2 separate regions of the Mus musculus genome follow, and region 2 is linked to region 1. The links are chromatin loops, found by intact Hi-C in ENCODE. Cell type or tissue: heart. All regions are shown on one strand. Each heading gives the region's core, and the rest is flanking DNA. Links, peaks and the distances in the headings are about the cores only.

Evidence for each region. A loop is a pair of places that touch in the nucleus more often than their neighbours do. Peaks named below come from ENCODE experiments on the same cell type or tissue, not always from the same donor. Only the 100,000 strongest peaks of a DNase experiment are listed, where the experiment ranks them.
Region 2: a loop joins it to region 1, with 2.2 times the contacts of the local background. A loop is called at or near these places in 11 of 42 quality-filtered maps.

The regions. Positions count from the first base shown.
Region 1 is chr5:123,696,590-123,701,961 of GRCm38, reverse strand. It overlaps Zcchc8 (zinc finger, CCHC domain containing 8), which reads left to right. Exons shown (of 14, transcript NM_027494.3): 14 at 840-3,660. The coding sequence ends at 1,618. Among named protein-coding and RNA genes, the nearest start is that of Clip1, 15 kb to the right of the region's middle. In heart, for the core only: CTCF peaks have their summits at 1,295 and 2,547 (motif pointing right); DNase peaks (open chromatin) are centred at 1,151 and 2,581.
Region 2 is chr5:123,638,511-123,643,882 of GRCm38, reverse strand. It overlaps Clip1 (CAP-GLY domain containing linker protein 1), which reads left to right. Exons shown (of 24, transcript NM_019765.5): 6 at 1,267-1,464; 7 at 2,002-2,105; 8 at 3,329-3,389. Among named protein-coding and RNA genes, the nearest start is that of Clip1, 43 kb to the left of the region's middle. In heart, for the core only: no CTCF peak of the experiment used is centred there; a DNase peak (open chromatin) is centred at 2,152.

The DNA of each region.
Region 1 (5,372 bases), core at 1-5,000:
GTCCTGATACCAATACTATGTACTCCTGAAAACTTAAAATTGAGCAAATTCAAGCCAGGCGGTAGTGGCGCACGCCTTTAATCCCAGCACTTGAGAGGCAGAGGCAGAGGCAGGTGGATTTCTGAGTTCGAGGCCAGAGTGAGTTCCAGGACAACCAGGACTATATAGAGAAACCCTGTCTGGAAAAAACAAAAAATTGAGCAAATTCTTGCCCTCTGACTTTTTGTTTGTTTGTTTGTTTTTATTTTGTTTTGTTTTGTTTTTTCAAGACAGGGTTTCTCTGTGTAGCTCTGGCTGTCCTAGAACTCACTTTGTAGACCAGGCTGGCCTTGAACTCAGAAATCCGCCTGCCTCTGCCTCCCGAGTGCTGGGATTAAACCACCACTGCCCAGCTTCTGACATACTTTTTTATCCTTTTATCTCTCCGTGTCTTCCATGGAACCTGTGCCAACCAGGATCCTGGTGGTTCGGACAGGAGAATCCAGTTTCCACCTTTCAGAGTGCAGTGTCTAGGATCAGGGCAAAAGAGGACTCCATAGTTAAGAGAGCAGGCGTCCTCTTTTCTGCAGCCTTTTTAGGACTCCTCCTATCATCATGACTCGTGCTTCCTCCATCTGAAGCTACATACAGTACAGGATAGCTCTCCCAAAGGTTTGAGACTGTAGCCCAGGCTGGCCATCTGAGTGCTGGCATTTACAGGCATTGGCTGCCATATCTACCCCTTGTCTGCACCATCTCAAAGATGGGTGCTTATGGCCATTCTTCCTCTAGGTACCCCAAGTTCCAATAATAACTTTGTATGAAGCGCTGTGACTTCTGAAGTGTCTTTCCTCTTTCAGATGTAGAGATTCCACCTGGTTCTCAGAGCAGCAAAGCATTTCAGTTCCAACCACCGTTGCCTCCCGGAACACCGCCTCCACTCCCACAGGGAACTCCCCCGCCTCTCTTCACCCCTCCACTCCCTAAGGGAACCCCACCACTGACTCCCAGTGACTCACCCCAGGCCCGACCCGCAGCCTCAGCCATGGATGAGGATGCCCTGACGCTGGAGGAGCTGGAAGAGCAGCAGAGGCAGATCTGGGCGGCTCTCCAGCAGGCCGAGGGAGGGAATGGCGACTCAGATGTTCCTGGAGACACACCTTTAACTGGGAACTCAGTGGCCTCCTCCCCGTGTCCAAACGAGTTTGACCTCCCTGTCCCCGAAGGAAAGGCCCTGGAAAAGCCAGTGCTGGCTGAGCCCCAGGAACCAGCTGCTTCTGTAGACACAGCTGGACCCGAGCCATCCTGCAGCCCAGCAGCAGGGGCAGCAGTGCTCTCTCAGAGAGAAGAGGAAGCTGCTGCTGAGGGGGGCCCGGGAGATGCTCTTCTCGACAATGGCGGTGTGTTGAACATGAACATGAGCAATGGGAGCAACCAGCAGCCCATTCACCCGGACAGCCGGCCTCCGATGGCCCCAAAAACCCATAGCCCAGTACCTGACATGAGCAAGTTTGCCACTGGAATAACACCCTTTGAATTTGAGAACATGGCTGAATCCACTGGAATGTACCTCAGGATAAGAAACCTGTTGAAGAATTCACCCCGAAATCAGCAGAAAAACAAAAAGACTTGTGAGTGAGCCCTGGCTGCGTGGTGATGTGCAGCTCTGATTGTCCCACCAGCCTGAGGCCAGGTGACCCGTTTGTCCCTCCCACCTTTCAGAATCTGGTGTAATTGTGATCTCGAGTCAAGGCTGTTTTACAGAATGAAAGACTGGGTGTGAGTTTGTTCTTTTCTTCTCACTGACAGCAACCCAGAGTTTGCGTGCGGGAGCTGGTTCAGGGATGCTTGGTCCGGGTTAGACTATTTTTGGATCGTGAGTGTCTGTCAAGAGTGAAGGGTTTTTTTTTTTAATGTCTTTTGTAAATTGTTTTCCCTTTCTACATTTTGCTATTATCCTGTATATATAAGCTTAATATATCACTTTTTAAAGAAAATTCTAACAATTTTAAATTCACATTTCAATTTCAACAACCAAATGAGAACAATCAGGGATCGGCAGCTTGCTCCTGCTTGCTCGGGGTATTTTTGTAAGATTTTCATGCATGATTTTAATAACACTTTTACTTTTTGTAATTTAATTATTCAAATATGCTTCCAATAAAGGTGTGCTCACCTTTGTGTACAGAGGTTTAATAAATTAGTTTTCTTACACATGAACCAAGACTTGGGTAGATATGACTCACAGTTCAAATTGTTCTTTTAAACTTGAATGAAAATTATGAGGTTGCAAAGAAACTGCATGTTTGGCTGCTGTAAGTGGATTCCAGCCTTACATATACTAATATAGAAACAAAATTGTTTAATTACTTTGGGCAATTACTTTGCACATGATAATATTGTGGCTTCCAGCTGGAAGGTAGACAGACACATACTGAGTGTGACTGTCCTATGCAAGCTGGAGCCTGGTCTGGTTCTCTGGCTGGGCACTCTTAAGTCTCTGCCAGGTCAAGTTCTGGAACACTTGGAGATCTTGAATAACCGCTCAGGTAGTGTTAAGCTGCTCCCAGGCCAGCAGAGGGCGCAAAAGGGAATTGGTCCAGATTTCAGTGACACTGGAGTAGTCCAATTTGCCCATTTATAATCAGTACAGGGAGGGATGGTCAGCTGCTTTGTCACCTGAGTCTTCAGTGCATTCTTCAGGGTTCGCATGGTGCTGTGACTTGTGGAAGCAGCAGCCTTCCTAGCAGGCCTGCCATGAGGAAGGGGGTTCCTGGAGGCCTGGAGGAGATAAGGGGTCCTGTCAACATTAAACATGTTTTCTCCTCTCTCACTGTTCTTTCTTCCGAGATAGGTTATTGCTGTGTAGCCTAGGCTGGCCTTACTCACAGTCTTCCTGATACTGCCTACTGCTGAGATTACAGGCAAGATGACATGGTTCTTTTTAAAAAAACAAACATTTATTTATGGGGGTTGGCGGACATTCCTCAGCGTGGATGTTAGAAGACAGTGTGTGGTGTCCACGTGTTGTTCTCTCATCAATGTGTGTCTTCATCAAGCACCTTTACCCAGTGAGCCAGCTCACCAGCCTGAAGATGACATGGAATTCTCTCGTCTTCCAGATCCCTGATCACAGGTGTGCACTGCCAGTCCTGGGGGCTAAGGATCCAACCCAGAGCACTGTCTGTCTGTCTGTGCCAGGCAAGCACTACCAACTACATATGTGTGTGCCAGGCAAGCACTACCAACTACATATGTGTGTGTGCCAGGCAAGCACTACCAACTACACTGCCTCCCCAGCCCCAGTGATGTGACTATGGAAGTCTTAGCTGATCTACATCAGAAGTTATTATTTAGCTCTGTCTGGTGTCTTAGACCTGAAATCCTAGCAGTTGGGTGGCAGGCTGGAGGATCAGGACCAGCCTTGGTTATATAGCAAGGTTAGTTAGCCTGAGCTACAATGTGATACTGCTTCAGGGGGAAAAAAGTTTTCCTTTAAATATTGTATTGCTGGTATCTGCTGAATATTGAAATAATTATTTCCAGCACATACAGACTCTATTAAGGTATAAATTATACCATTTTTCCTTTATTGGGTAGGTATTGCCTCTTCTTTTTTGCTTTTTTTTTTTTAAACAAATGTCTAAGACATAGATAATTGTAAATAAATTCAGATCTCTTAACTCTGTATCCAAGTTCCTTTTTTTTTTTTTTTTTTTTTGGTTTTTTGAGACAGGGTTTCTCTGTGTAGCCCTGGCTGTCCTGGAACTCACTCTGTAGACCAGGCTGGTCTCAAACTCAGAAATTCACCTGCCTCTGCCTCCGGAGTGCTGGGATTAAAGGCTTGCGCCACCATGCCCGGCACCAAGTTCCTTTTTTTAATATTTACTTTTATGTTTTTAATTTGTGTGTGTGTTTGTGTGTGTGTGTGTGTGTGTGTGTGTGTGTGTGTGCAGGTGCCCTTGTGGCCCAGAAGAAGGCACCGAATCCTCCAGAGCTGGAGTTGCACGCAGGTACTTGTTAAGCTGATGTGGGTGCTGAAAACCACTCAGCCATCTCTCCAGTCCTGAATCTAGAATTTTATCCACTGCCCTGTTCCCCTGTGAGAAACTCAAAAGTATTGGTTCCTCAGGAACTGGCATCCTCTTTTTTATTTAATTACTTAGGGCTGGAATTATAGCTGAATGGTAGCTTACCTGACATATGTGAGGTCCTAGGTTTGATCCCCAGGACCAGGAAGAAAGCTAATTGGCAGTTAACCATGGAGCCGCACATGCAGTAAAGAGACGGAAGGAAGTAGTGAGCTGGGAGTACTAGTTCCTGCTTGTAGTCTCAGCACTGGGAGACTGAGGCAAGACAAGTCGTAGGCCAAGACCCTGACTCAGGGAGAAGAAAGATGTTAGACGTCACCTCACCTTTGAAGGAGCTTTTGTGCTTCAAGGGCCCCAGCACAAAGCAGCCTATGGCAAGGGAAGAGCTCAGAAGCCTAGAGGAAACAGCTGGCCTAACTACTTATGGGAGGCTCGAGCCAGCTAGCGAGAGAAAACTCCTGAACCAATCCTCAAAAGCATCAGGACCAAATGGACATTGACAGAAACAAAAGGGGCCGGCAAGATGGCTCAGTGGAAAGGTGTGTGCCACCACTGCTGAAATGAGTTGGGTCCCCAGGATTCACCTGGTGGCAAGAGAAGAAACCAAGTTGGACTCTGACCTTCTCGTGCACACCGTGCTGCCTGTACACACGATAAGAAATGTGTCTGGGTCTTAGGAAGAGAAGGGTGACAAGGGGCTGGGGGAGGAGGAGGAGGAGGAGGGATTGTTTGGACTTGTCAGTGCTGTGACCAGTCTCCAGGTGTGGGCAAGTGAGGTAATACCCAAACACTCCCAGGAGCAGGGTGGAGATCTGTTTGTCATGTGAAATGTGCCACCGGTTGCTACAACAAGGCCAGCTCTCATTTTCTTGAGCAAGTAAGTGGGAAGAAGGTGCTGCCTTGACCTTAAACCAAAAGATCTGCCTTTGCTTTCTTCAAAAGGCCTGTGTACCGCGGGTTCCCTCCCGGAAAATGGCTGCATTTTAAGTTCTTTGCTAGAGCTTTGTGGATCCTGGGTACTGAACTCAAAGTTATCCACTTTGCTTTGGGTTTTTTGGGGGGCGTTGTTTGTTTGGTTTTTGGTTTTTATTTGTTTGTTTGTTTTTGGCTGCTGCTGCTATTTTTTAGTTGGTTATTTTATTTATTTACATTTCAAATGTTTCCTTCTTCCCAGTTTCCCCTCCCCAAACCCCCTAGCCCATCCCCTATCCCCCTACTTCTATGAGGGTGCTCCTGGCTTTTAAATTCGTATTTTTATTATGAGTGTGTGTACATGCAAATATTACAGTGCATGTGTGGAAG
Region 2 (5,372 bases), core at 227-5,226, 58 kb after region 1:
GCAGCTAAGTCAAGGCCATGGGCAAATATTTGCCAAGGATGGGGCCATATCCAGACACCCACCCAGCCTGCAGAGCCGGACGGAGCCTGCAGAGAGGAATTGTCAGTCACTTTACCCAGTTACCTGCCGCCATTTATGCGGGTTCATTTCCTCTGGGTTTAATGTGGCTGTTAGCTTCCAGATAGAGGTGGATGTGAACCAACAGAGATTAGTAGATGTCAAGAAGACACATTCTTTCTCAGCATCTCCTAGATTTTGTCTCTGCCATTTCCTGTCTTCCTGTCTTCTTTCTTTTCTTCCTTCCTGTCTCCCTGATGCCCTGTCCTCTTCTTCCCACTTACCATTTCTTTTTCTCCATAGGTTTCTCCTCTCCTCTCCTCTCCTCTCCTCTCCTCTCCTCCCCTCCCCTCCCCTCCTCTCCCCTCCCCTCCCCTCCCCTCCCCTCCCCTCCCCTCCCCTCCCCTCCCCTCCCCTCTCTTTTCCTTGTGTGTGTATCTGTCTGTCTGTCCATCTCTGACTGATTGTCCTAACTTAGACTTCCCCTCTTATGTTTTATAATTATCTAGTGATTGGGATTCAGGTCCTAGAAGCCAGGTTCCAGTGTGATACCACCCGTTTTTCCTTTGCAAAGGAAGATGAAAAAGATGCTGACAAGAATCCAACTGTTCATCGGTTGAGAAGATGGGACTCCTAGGGCGATGTTTTCATTTCTTAGTGAGGTTTGGGAGCTTTAAAAGCTCTCAGCTTTAAGACCAAGAACCAAATGTTTGGCCAGATGTCATCACCAGAAGACAACCATAGCTCAGGCTGGAGGAGTTTAAAGAACCTTGGGATGTTTTGCTTTGTTTCGTTTTGAGATGGTCTTACTCTGTAGCCAGGCTGGCTTCCAGCTCACGGGCAGTCCTCCTGCCTCAGCCTCTGGAGTCCTGGGGTTACAGGTGTGAGCCACTTTAGAGAAACTTTTAAGATGGGTTTTGTGAAAACTGTCAAGATTCCTACAGACTTTGTCAGCTGTGCTCAGAGCGCCCATGTTTAAACTACATATTCATCTTCTAAATGTCTTCTGAACTTCGCTGTGAGCTTGTTTATCCATGCTTTTTATGAAGTCTTACTTTCTTGGTGAGAACTTTGCCTAAAATTTTACAAACCCACAAGCTGGGGCAGCACTTTTGCTTTGCCTAGGAGATGTGTGCTACGCATGCGCTGTTCGAGCCGTTCCTCCCGGACAGCACCATCGTCCTTGACTTCTCTGACTTTCCTTTGCAGTTGACTGAAACCTCCTCCCGCTACGCCCGCAAGATCTCGGGCACCACTGCCCTCCAGGAGGCGCTGAAGGAGAAGCAGCAGCACATTGAGCAGCTGCTGGCTGAGCGGGACCTGGAGCGGGCCGAGGTGGCCAAGGCTACCAGCCACGTGGGGGAAATAGAGCAGGAGCTAGCCCTGGCCCGAGATGGGCATGACCAGGTGAAGACTGGTGTCGATCTTGTGATGATCTATGGTGATGGTTTCCAAACTGAGTGATGAGGTTTAAAAGAGTGCCTGGCATTCGGAGCCAGGGTGTTGGTTGGATTTGAACATAGGAAATGAGTGTCTGAGCTTGTTGAAAAGCTGTGGTGTGGGTGCCAGTTTCCGTCATCACGAAGTTTTGTTCTTCTCGATTTTACCGTAGCCATTTGGTCTTTATGTCTAGGCTTTGAGGCTGGCTGTATTAACTGCTCATTACTGGGGCCTTAGTGATCACAGGTGGTGTTTGTAGATCATTACTGACACGTTTCAGTATTGGAAAAGATGAGGCTTGTCTTACTGTTGCCCTCTGTTGCTGTATGCTGTGGGATGGGGTTTTGTTTTGTCATCTAGTTTCCAGGAAAGTTGCCAGGAATAACCTACCAAGATAGAAAGCACTAGACTGTATCCAGAGCGATGCTCGCCCATTGTGGTCTCATTTATCGATATGTATTTGGAGGTATCCTGGGCTACTCACTGACATCCTTGCTTCCCCAGCATGTCCTGGAACTAGAGGCCAAGATGGACCAGCTACGGACCATGGTGGAAGCTGCTGACAGGGAGAAAGTGGAGCTGCTCAACCAGCTGGAAGAGGAGAAGAGGTGAGCCTGAGTGTGGCGATGTCAGCCAGAGGCAGGGCTGCCCAGCAGAAGCTGAGCTCTGCTGTGTGAAGAGGCTGTGCTGTGACGTAACTTTTCCAGGAAGCCTGGTATCCTCTAGACATGACTTGATTAGCAGATGTTTACTATCATTGAATGCTTGTCCTGAGAATCGCTTTACTCAGCATTACCAAAGGAAATCCCAGCCAGTTTCACTACTTATTAGCCTTTAAGAAGAACCTTATCCCCGAGAAAGCTGGGCTTAATTGGAAAACAGGGTAAGAACAGTTGGAGTTATTCAGGTCAATATGAACACACGTGCTAAATGATGTGAGATAGACACAGAGAGCTTGGCTTTTCACAAGGAGCTGTCCTTCCTCCCTCCCTGTCTCCCTCCCTCCAAAGACTGAACCTACAGACTTCTTGACAAGCACACCACCACAGCCAGTGCCCCAGCCCTTCTGTTATCCTATTTTAAAAGTCTTGCAAAGTGGGCTGGACTGGCTCGGAACTCATGACCCTCTTGGTTCAGCCCCACAAATAGTTAGAATTGTGGGTCTGCACCATTAGGCCCGTAATCATCAGATGAAGAAGCACTAGGCATAGGATGTGCTCACATCCAAAAAGTAAACCTACAAACCTGTGGAGGGTGGTGTATACCTGCGTTACAGCGTGCAGGAGGGCAGGAGGATATACTCTCTCTCTCTCCCTCTCTCCCGTCTCTCCCGTCTCTCCCTCTCTCCCTCTCACCCTCTCTCCCTCTCTCTCTCTCTCTCTCTCTCTCTCTCTCTCTCTCTCTCCCTCTCCCTCTCTCCCCCTCTCCCCCTCTCTCTCTCTTTCTCACACACAGTAGAATTTATACATGTATAATCTGTAACCTATTTCTTTGGTAAGCAAGTGTTTTCCTTTAAGGCCAAAATTATTTTGATTGATTGACCCATTCTGGTGGTATATGTGGCCAAGGGAAAAAAAGTTTTTGTTTCTTGGTTTTCAGTTTCTTTTTGCTTCATGTTCTCTAGAGTTGTTACCTAGATAAAAGTTTGGAATTTCTAGATAATTACAGCCCTGCTTTTCTACACCAGTGTCCTAAAGATAGTTTTCTGCGTCTCTAAGGTGTGCGCTTGCATTGCTGTCCTGAGTTCACCAGGGTGTTGCTCATGCTTGCGCTGTGCGGTGAGGTGGTCCTTAGAACTTTCCTCAGTGCCTTGTTTGGTTTTATCCCACAGGAAGGTTGAGGACCTTCAGTTCCGAGTTGAAGAAGAATCAATTACCAAAGGCGATCTTGAGGTAAACCCTTCCAAATCTTTAAAGCCTTTATGAATGCCAGTATTGGGAAATAAGAGTGACACGCTGGGCCCGTTAATCCTTGTCAGAGCAGTCTGTCAAGAGGATGGCGGGCGTCCTGCCTTGGCCCACTTTGGGTTGTACTGAGGTGATGGCCTGGTCCTTGAGCCTGGGATTGTGGTAATCACGTGGCAAATTACGATGCTCATAACTCTTCTCATGCTGCAAAATTAGAAGCTATGAACTGGACTTAATGAAGTCATAAATCCGGCAGTGTGTCCTCAAGGCAGTCTTAGGGAAGGCTCCTCTGTCCCTCTGGTGTTGGAAAGAGCATTTTAAAAGAGCTTAACTTCAACACAATCACACTTAACAAAGCATTTTTGCTGCGGTTCAGCTCTGTCCTTTAGTGAAGCAGAATAAATCCTTTATAGCCCTATAAAAGTCAATGGTGTGTTCTCATACATTATTTTGTTCTTTTGGGACCAGGATTTAGATAGTTGCTTTTTAAAGTAATGTTTCATGAGCAAAAACCAGGAGCAATGTATGCCACTTCTCTGACATATTTGAAAGTCAGCAGTTTTCCTATAATAATAGGTTTCTTATCTTCCCAACAATTACTCATAGTAGTTTGGAATTACACATTGCTATTAAATGATTTTGCTGCTTTGAAGCCACTGCCATATATATGACAAAAATAAATGATTAACTTTTCAAAATTTGAAGATTCTATAAGAGTTCTTTATAGCATTTTCGTAAAATCTGCACGTGTCTATACAGTTTTCGAATTTTGGGGAGGAGCTAGAGACATGGCCTGACTATGTAGCTCTAGTCAGCCTGGCACTCACAGAGCAAAATCAGGCTGGCCTCAGATTTATAGCAATCTGCCTTTGCCTCCCAAGTGCTGAGATTACAGCCATGCACCATCACGTCCAGCAGAAGGTGTGTGCGTGTGTGTGTGTGTGTATAATATAATATAATATATATATGTATAATATATATTATGATATATATAATATATAATATGATATTTTTTTGCCACCATCAAGATTTTGGAGTCTGTTGGCTTAAATTTTAGGTGTCCTCCCAGACGATTTTGTTTTCCTTGCAAACAAATGTATGCTTATAGTCAATAAAGAATAAAGAAAAAATTTTCTGAATTCTAATTTTATAAGGTCTAGACTTTAATAGCTTCTTAATAATTTAATAGAAACCTTCTTCACTCATTTCACATATAGTCACATCCTGTAGTTGACTTTTGTGTTGTCATCCATTTAAAAACACCCCAAAGTCTCATCAGAAGTTTCATCTCATCATCTAATTCATAAGAATTACCGCCTCTGGGGTTTGGGAAAGACTAAGATAGTTACATTAGCAGTAGGCCAGTATAGTCTGTCTGATAAACTTACTAGAAATTAATCAAAGTTATATTGAAACCCTAACACAGATTGAAACTTTAGTTGAATCTCTTTTTGTTGTTGTTTACTTTTTTTTTATTTTTTTACTGATAGCAAAAGAGCCCGATTTCTGAAGATCCCGAGAATGTAAGAGGGCACTTAACTGTGTGGATATTTCCCTTAACACAGATTGATTCCAGATTAAAATGCTTATTGATACACTCAAATACTAACCGCATAATCTGACCTTGGGACTTTTCCCGTAGTATTTCTATGCATGTGACTTTCAAAGCAAATGCATTTGTATCTTTAAGAAACCGTATGCAATGACTAAGCTCTGTGGATTCTTTTGTTACTGATAGGAAAATATTTAAAGTTTTGCTGAAAAGAAAAGAAATTGTCTGAGGGTGTGGCCTCCTTCACCCCATTCATAATGTTTTCTAGTTTGGGTAGACACCTGAGGAAAGCATAAAACACCTTAGATGGAGGGGCTGTAGAAATGCTGGACACTTCCCAAGCAGCCGGACCTTCTGTTTGCTTTTGTGTGTTCTCCCAATGCAGCTGATAAACCCAAGCTTCCCTTCCTGGCTGT